Regions from separate parts of the Homo sapiens genome. Here all the other regions are linked to region 3. A link is an interaction called in ENCODE POLR2A ChIA-PET data of the cell type or tissue named here. Cell type or tissue: OCI-LY7. All regions are shown on one strand. Region 1 has its middle 1.6 kb from the start of GAS5-AS1. Region 2 overlaps RABGAP1L (RAB GTPase activating protein 1 like). Region 3 overlaps RABGAP1L (RAB GTPase activating protein 1 like).

Region 1 (2,500 bases), 950 kb before region 3:
ATCATTTGGAAAATATTGGTTCACTGAGTTATGCAAATCTTCCAAATGTTGACACATTTTGATATACAATATCTAAAACAAAATACCATTAATTAATATTACCACCAATCCCATTACAAAAGTCTAAGTCTGAGGAAGCTATAAGGGCACAGAAGTGTATACAAGCCTTCCAAAATTTTAGGTTTCATTTGGAAGCTTGAGTTTTATCATTGGCAACAAATGCCATCAGTTTTTTCCAAGCTGACTTGTTCTTTTTTGAGCAAATCTCTGCCAAAATTACCCCTAAAATATGAATAATCAATTTGTCAGGTTTTTTCAAACTAAAAATGTTCTGTGAAAACAAGCAGCTAGTTCAGCTTGTATCTCAAACAATTGTAACTACTTTTTCTAGGGAAAAAAAAATCTAGACATCCATACTTTATGGCAGATGTGCTTCATGCATACTTCCCATTTTGTCACACAGAATATCAAAATAACGTGTACTCAAGGTCAAGATTTACTAACAACTAAAATTCCAAAACTGCTAAACAACAGAATGCTGAATAAGGTGATCCAATTTTTAATATTTTATTTGAGACAACATCTCACCCTGTCACCCAGGCTGGAATCCAGTGGTGTGACACAGCTCACTGCATCCTCAACCTCCTGGGCTCAAGCGATCGTCCCACCTCAGTCTCATGAGTGGTTGGGACTACAGGCATGCACCATCATGCCCGGCTCACTTTTTTTTTCTTTTTTTTTTTAATTGTAGACACAGGGTCTCACTATGTTGCCCAGGCCGGTCTTGAACTCCTGGACTCAAGCAATCCCCCCACCTTGGTTTCCCAAAGTGTTGGGATTACAGGCATGAGCTACTACATACAACTGAAATCTTTTAATATGCTTGTCAAAAAGTTTTCTGATTCAGCAAATGGCACTTATATATAAAAGAGAGAACAAGAAGCTGGATGCGGTGGCTCACGCCTGTAATCCCAGCACTTTGGGAGGCTAGGTGGGCAGATCACGAGGTCAGGAGTTCGAGACCAGCCTGGCCAACGTGGTGAAACCCCCTCTCTACTAAAAATACAAAAATAGCCAGGCATGGTGGCCCACGCCTGTAATCCCAGCTACTTGGAAGGCTGAGGCAGGAGAATCGCTTGAACCTGGGAGGTGGAGGTTGCAGTGAGCCAAGATTGCGCCGCTACATTCCAGCCTGGGCAACACGAGCGAAACTCCGTCTCAAAAAAAAAAAAAAAAAGAATAGAACTTGGCTGGATGCAGTGGCTCACACCTGTAATCCCAGCACTTTGGGAGGGCAGGGCAGTTGGATCACTTGAGGCCAGGAGTTCAAGACTAGCCTGGCTGACATGGTGAAACTCCATCTCTACTAAAAATACAGAAAAAAAAATTAGCTGGGAGTGGTGGCACACACCTGTCATCCCAGCTACTCAGGTAGTTGAGGCACAACAATCACTTGAGCCTAGGAGGCCCAGGCTGGAGTGAGGTGGCACGATCTTGGTTCACTGCAACCTCCACCTCCAGGGTTCAGAGTAGCTGGGACTACAGGCCCACACTACCACACCCGGCTAATTTTCGCTTTTTTTCAGTAGAGACCGGGTTTTGCCATGTTGGCCAGGCTGGTCTCGAAGCCTGAGCCATAACCTGGCGAAAAGATACTTTGAAATGTAACATCGTTTTTCACTTCAAAATCAAGGTATTTTACCAACTTGTCTTTGGTACCTCCCCAAAAACTGATCTACTACATTTGCAGTTTCATTCATTTTTCCAACATTAAGGAATAAACTTGAAGCGCTTACATTCTTGTGGGGGAAGTAAGAACAAAACACATAATAGGTCATGGTGGTCACATGAAAAGTAAAGGGTAACCGATTGGGGTAGGTGGTGGTAGTTTTGTGTGTGTGTTTTTTTTTGAGACCAAGTCTCGCCGTTGCCCAGGCTGGAGTGCGGTGGCATGATCTCAGTTCACTGCAACCTCCACTTCCTAGGTTCAAGCAATTCTCCTGCCTCAGCCTCCTGAGTAGCTGGGATTACAGGTGCACGCCACACCTGGCTAACTTTTGTATTTTTAGTAGAGATGGGGGTTTCACTATGTTGGTCAGGCTGGTCTCAAACTCCTGACCGTGTGATCCACCCGCCTCGGCCTCCCAAAGTGGTGGGATTACAGGCATGAACCACCACGCCCAGCCTTCTTTTTTCCTTTGAGAAAGTCTCACCCTGGCACCCAGGCTGGAGTGCAGTGGCAGGATCACGGGTCACTGCAACCTCAGCCTCCCAGGTTCAGTTCCCCTGCCTCAGCCTCCCGAATAGCTGGGACTACAATAGCCCACCACTACACCCGGCTAGATTTTTGTATTTTTAGTAGAGATGGGGTTTCACCATATTGGCCAGGTTGGTCTTGAAATCCTGACCTCAGGTAATCTGCCCACCTCAGCACCCAGCCAGGTGGTGGTAGTTGTTTTACAGCCTGTGTGAGACATTCGGGTGAGCCCCAGGAAATGAA
Region 2 (2,500 bases), 170 kb after region 3:
GCTACCATGGTACAGAATGTGGTAGGCACTCTTTTTCCTACATGGCTATGTGGCCTTCCCCTCTGCAGGCCAATGCTAGCAGGAAGCTTTCTATTGTGAACCTTAAAATGCTTTTAACAAAGGGCTCATCTTCTTGAGGATGTTTCTGGCCCCATCACCATAGTGGTCTCAGAAAGCCCTCTTTCCTGGTATCTACTGGTATCTTCCTGTCCTTCCTGTTGGCTGGACATGGCAAGGACTCCTCTCATTGCTGAGACCCTGAGTTATCTGTTCAAATTCCAGGTTTCTAGAATTAATTAAAGTACCATATGCCATCTTTTGATCTAAAGATTTCCCTGGGGTCTTCTACTTCACATAGGACTCTGAAGTCTGATACTTACTTTTTAAAAAAATGTGTTTTTTTGCTTATAAATTAAATTTGTGTTCTTGTGGAAAATTAGAATAGTGCAGAGAAGCACAAAGAAAACAAATCTCCCTCAGTCTTTCTAGCTAATCATTGTAATATATTGAATATGCATTGTTGCTATACAAATGCTTTATAAATAAATTTAAAATATATATAAACAGGATGAATTGTATTGTTTATCCTTTTTTTTTGTAACTAGCTTTAGTTCACTAATACATTATGAACATCTTTCCATAAGGAATCCGCATATTCACGGACGATTGATAAATAAAACTTTAGAGCTATTTTACTCTTCTATGATAATCAACATATGTTTATTTAATGCCTGCTCTCTGTGAGGCTTAATACTTTGACAGACAAAAAGATGAATGAATTCAAGTTTTCTTCTCTAGAAGCTTATCATATAATGTGGAGGTAATACCTACGTAGAAATAAGAGGAAAGGAAACTTATTACATGTGGGAAATGAAACCTTTTGAGCTGTGCTTCAAAGGCGATGTAAGACTTGGATCTGTAGAGATAAAGAAGATAAAGAAGAGGATGGAAATGGTAGAAAAGAGAGAACAGGATGTGCAAAGGCATGGAAGTAGATTAGTGAAGAGAAAAATAATTCATTTGGTAAGAGATTCCGGTACAAAAGAGAAGCAAAGGGACGTTAGGGTCCAGATCAAGGAAAGTCTTCAGGGCTAGGCTTGGGACCTTGGATTTTATTTTGTTTGTGGTAGGATCTTTTTGAGCAGGAAAGTGGCATAATCAAAGACATATTATTGGCACTAATCTGTCCCAGTAAGAAATGTGGAACCAAGGAGACAGACCGCGAATACCAGAGTCCAACTGTAAGAAGAACCAGGTCCCTGAACTAAATAACTAACGAAAATAGAGAAAAGGGAGACACAAAAGACAGTTTTTTTTGTTTTTTTTTTTTGCTAGACGAGAAAACCTTGAAGGTGATCTGAGATGCCGAATGTGGGCATCTAGGAGAAGAGGTGGTAGACATTAACCAATACAAGGAACATTAAAGACTATGTGCTGTGGAATTTCCCATTGCTACAAATGCATGTTTTTCATTGCCAGATTATGCCATGGGTGGCCACCAAATGCAGCACTCTTCAAATAGTAATCCTGGGGACTATTCTTGAATATTATCTGGCAAGCCCTTGAAATAATGCAAAAGGCAACAGACCCATCTGTTTGAAGATAAGGATATAAGACACAATCTAAATGCATTCTATAGTTGGAATTGGCTATTACTGGCTCTATGCATAATGTTTTGGCTTATTTAAAAGGGTTTAAGGTTTGCAGAATCTACCATGGTGATCTCTTCTTTTTAACATCAGTCAATACCGTCCTACTAATGGTTCCTCAGGCTTGGATCTGGAGAAATTGGAATGAAACTCAACAAACTAAACTCAGCAAGCAAGCCCTCATCACCAGAGCTATTTTTGAGTAGACTGGGTGGGATTTTTTAAATGTCTGTTTTGATAATAGAGGTAGACCATATATGTTTTTATCCAAAATTATACTTTAAAATTTCACATCCCCTGTTTTTCCATCTTTTTTTTTTTTTTTTTTTTTTTTTTTTTTTGTGAGGCAAGGTCTTGCTCTGTCACCCAGGCTGGAATGCAGTGGTCTGAACACAGCTCACTGCAGCCTTGACCTCCTGGGCTCAAGCGATCCTCCCACCTTTCATCCACTTTTCTAAAATAAAAGATTCTTATTTCAGACAATGGATTTGAACATCCAATACTTATTTATCTAGATTTTTTCCTTTGAAAGCACCTATTTCTACCATTTCTAATACTTGTTAGCACCTTATTTCAGAATCAATAAGAAGAATATATTTTATTTAATGTACACTTACTATTGGCCAAGTGCTATGCTAACCCCTTTGCATACTTTTTTTTCCACTTGATTGCTATAGCACAGCACTTTTCAATCATGAGGAAACTGAGTCTTAGAAAGATTAATGACTTTGCCCAAGCTCACAAAGCTATAAAGAAATGGAGCTGGCCTGCCTTAAACTCACATTTAACTCCAGCAGCTAAGTTTTTAATTTCTATGCTATGTTGCCAAACCTACTTAATAAGAGTTTTAG
Region 3 (2,500 bases):
AGAGATGGAGAAGCGTAAAATGTTAGAAAACAAGTTCAAAATATAATCCAAATGGACTGCTCCTGGAAGGGAAGTGCTGGGTACAACCAGAATAAATTTTTTGGACATGAATAGGTAAATATGAATATTTTTAAAGCTTTTAATAAGATTTCAATAATTTAAAATTTTTAATAATTTAATAATTTGTAAAGTTTTAATAGTTTTTTGTGGGGTTTTCTTTGCATTATCTAAGGAGAATGCCTTTTTCTTGGATATTTAAGACGGTATCCACGGGACACCATTTCATTTATAACATATAATTGTAGAGTGAATGATTGTGAGGCAGATGTGAGGTGAAACTGAAAGAAGGAAGACATAAGTCATCCAGTATTGGGCTGGGATTGTGCTGGGACTAGAATGTAGGTCTCCAATCCAAAGGTCTAAAATTGTTTTTAAACCAAGACCTATATTTTGGTTGCTTTTATGTCAAGACCATGACTATATGTACGTACTTACATACACATAACTGAAGAGATACTTACCCTTACACTGAGGCACTCTGATGTTTTTTGTTCTATTGTATTGTATTTCCTTTTTTTTTTTTGAAATGGAGTCTCATTCTGTTGCCCAGGCTGGAGTGCAGTGGCACAATCTCTGCTCACTGCAACCTCCCAGGTTCAAGCAATTCTCCTGCCTCAGCCTCCTGAGTAGCTGGGACTACAGTCATGTGCCACCACGCCTGGCTATTTTTGTATTTTTAGTAGAGACAGGGTTTCACCATGTTGGCCAGGCTGGTCTCGAACTCCTGACCCCAAGTAATCCGTCCGTCTCAGCTTCCCAAAGTGCTGGGATTACAGGTGTGAGCCACCATTGCCCAACCTATTGTATTGTATTGTATTGTATTTTAAACTTCTCCCCGGATCCCAAGAAAATCCCCAAACCAAAAGGCTGACCACAACCCACTAAATCGATTTTACAATAGCTTGTAGTTTTGAAAAAACACTAAGACCTATCCCACTGTTCCTACCACCTCCCCGTTCCCCACTCTGATCTGCCACAACCCATGAGAGGCTGTAGATGACGAGGTGTTACAATGAATAATGGAAGTGCATGTGTAGGTAAGGATGTGAGTCATCATGCCATCATTACAGCAGCTTGTGCTGGCAGTTGGAAATTTTAGGAGATGATGGACTTATAGACTGAGACTTATGTGTTAGACAAAGCATTCATGGACAAAGGTGACTGCAGGCATGGAATAGGCAAGAAAGTTTAACTCCTTATCCATAGCCTATTTAAGATTAAAGATAGAATTTCTGCCAAAAGTAATCAAGTTTTAAACATTTTTAAATTATTTTCAAAGTTGGTGTTGTATATAGTTGTGTCTTTTTTGAATGGACATGTTCCCATTTAATTACCCCCCAAAATAATCACTTTCCTTTAATTTTAAGGAACTGTAACCAGTGATTTCAGTGAAACTGAAACTGGCTTTAAAATAGATGCAGCAGTTGCAAGCAAAAAATAACTTGTTAGCTCTGTATGTGGTTTATTTCTGTGAGTGTACCAACAAGATTTGTTAATAAAGCACATTAGATTGGATAAATAATTTTATTTTTCCAAAACTTGTATGACATTAAATATCAGGAACATTTTCAATAGCTTCTAAACTGGTAATTTAACTAATGTGACTCCAAGTTATTCTAATACCCTTCTGTTCCTATGGTTTCAACTAGGCCAAAATCAGAAAACATATTGACCCATCAGGCTTTACTTTGAACAGTCATTTGGTTACTTTTAATATTGAAATCAAGACCTAAATAAAAGATGTTTAAAGTGCCTAATATGAATATCCTGTATTTTCCCAGGGAGTCAGTTTTTATTAAATATCATACTTTGATTTTTGCCTTATAGTTAAAAATGCTGCCATTGCAGAGCTTCTTAAACTTGGATTTTGGCTTCAGAGACTCTGAATTACCAGAAATTTGAATTTCTTTGTATGAACATATGAGCATTTTGTTTTTCTTAGTAACATAATACATAGCTTTTTTTTTTTTTTTTTTTTTTGAGATAGAGTTTTGCTCTTGTTGCCCAGGCTGGAGTGCAATGGTGCCATCTCAGCTCACTGCAACCTCCGCCTCCCGGATTCAAGCAATTCTCCTGCTTCAGCCTCCCGAGTAGCTGGGATTATAGGCATGCACCACCACGCCCAGATAATGTTCTATTTTTAGTAGAGATGGGGTTTCTCCATCAGGCTAGTCTCATACTCCCGACCTCAGGTTATCCACCCCCCTTGGCCACCCAAAGTGTTAGGATTACAGGCGTGAGCCACCACACCAGGCCTCGTAATATATAGCTTTATTAAGTGCATATACACATAATCTTTATAATTCTTGATCTGATTACCTGTTTTTCTACATATTTTTATTCAATACCATTTATATTGTATCAGGTTGAATTGATGAAATTACCATTCCTGTTGGTCAGAAACTGTCAGGTATTTGATTGGTTTATGATTTATGATTCA

The links. ChIA-PET counts read pairs that join two places held together with the same protein. Peaks named below come from ENCODE experiments on the same cell type or tissue, not always from the same donor. Only the 100,000 strongest peaks of a DNase experiment are listed, where the experiment ranks them.
Region 1: POLR2A ChIA-PET joins it to region 3 with 6 read pairs; 1 of 35 experiments calls an interaction of 5 or more read pairs at or near these places.
Region 2: POLR2A ChIA-PET joins it to region 3 with 5 read pairs; 21 of 35 experiments call an interaction of 5 or more read pairs at or near these places.

Annotation. Positions count from the first base shown.
Region 1 is chr1:173,860,365-173,862,864 of GRCh38, forward strand. No RefSeq gene overlaps it. Among named protein-coding and RNA genes, the nearest start is that of GAS5-AS1, 1.6 kb to the right of the region's middle. RefSeq lists enhancers at 550-1,266, 1,267-1,983 and silencers at 1,037-1,187, 2,235-2,364. In OCI-LY7, no CTCF peak of the experiment used is centred here; DNase peaks (open chromatin) are centred at 687, 1,527, 1,857 and 2,477; H3K27ac peaks cover 1,862 bases.
Region 2 is chr1:174,979,592-174,982,091 of GRCh38, forward strand. The region is part of intron 23 of RABGAP1L (RAB GTPase activating protein 1 like); the gene reads left to right. Among named protein-coding and RNA genes, the nearest start is that of CACYBP, 19 kb to the right of the region's middle. In OCI-LY7, no CTCF peak of the experiment used is centred here; no DNase peak of the experiment used is centred here.
Region 3 is chr1:174,814,130-174,816,629 of GRCh38, forward strand. All of the region lies in intron 19 of RABGAP1L (RAB GTPase activating protein 1 like), which reads left to right. Among named protein-coding and RNA genes, the nearest start is that of RABGAP1L-AS1, 140 kb to the right of the region's middle. In OCI-LY7, no CTCF peak of the experiment used is centred here; DNase peaks (open chromatin) are centred at 1,202 and 1,462; H3K4me3 peaks cover 1,040 bases; H3K27ac peaks cover 2,236 bases.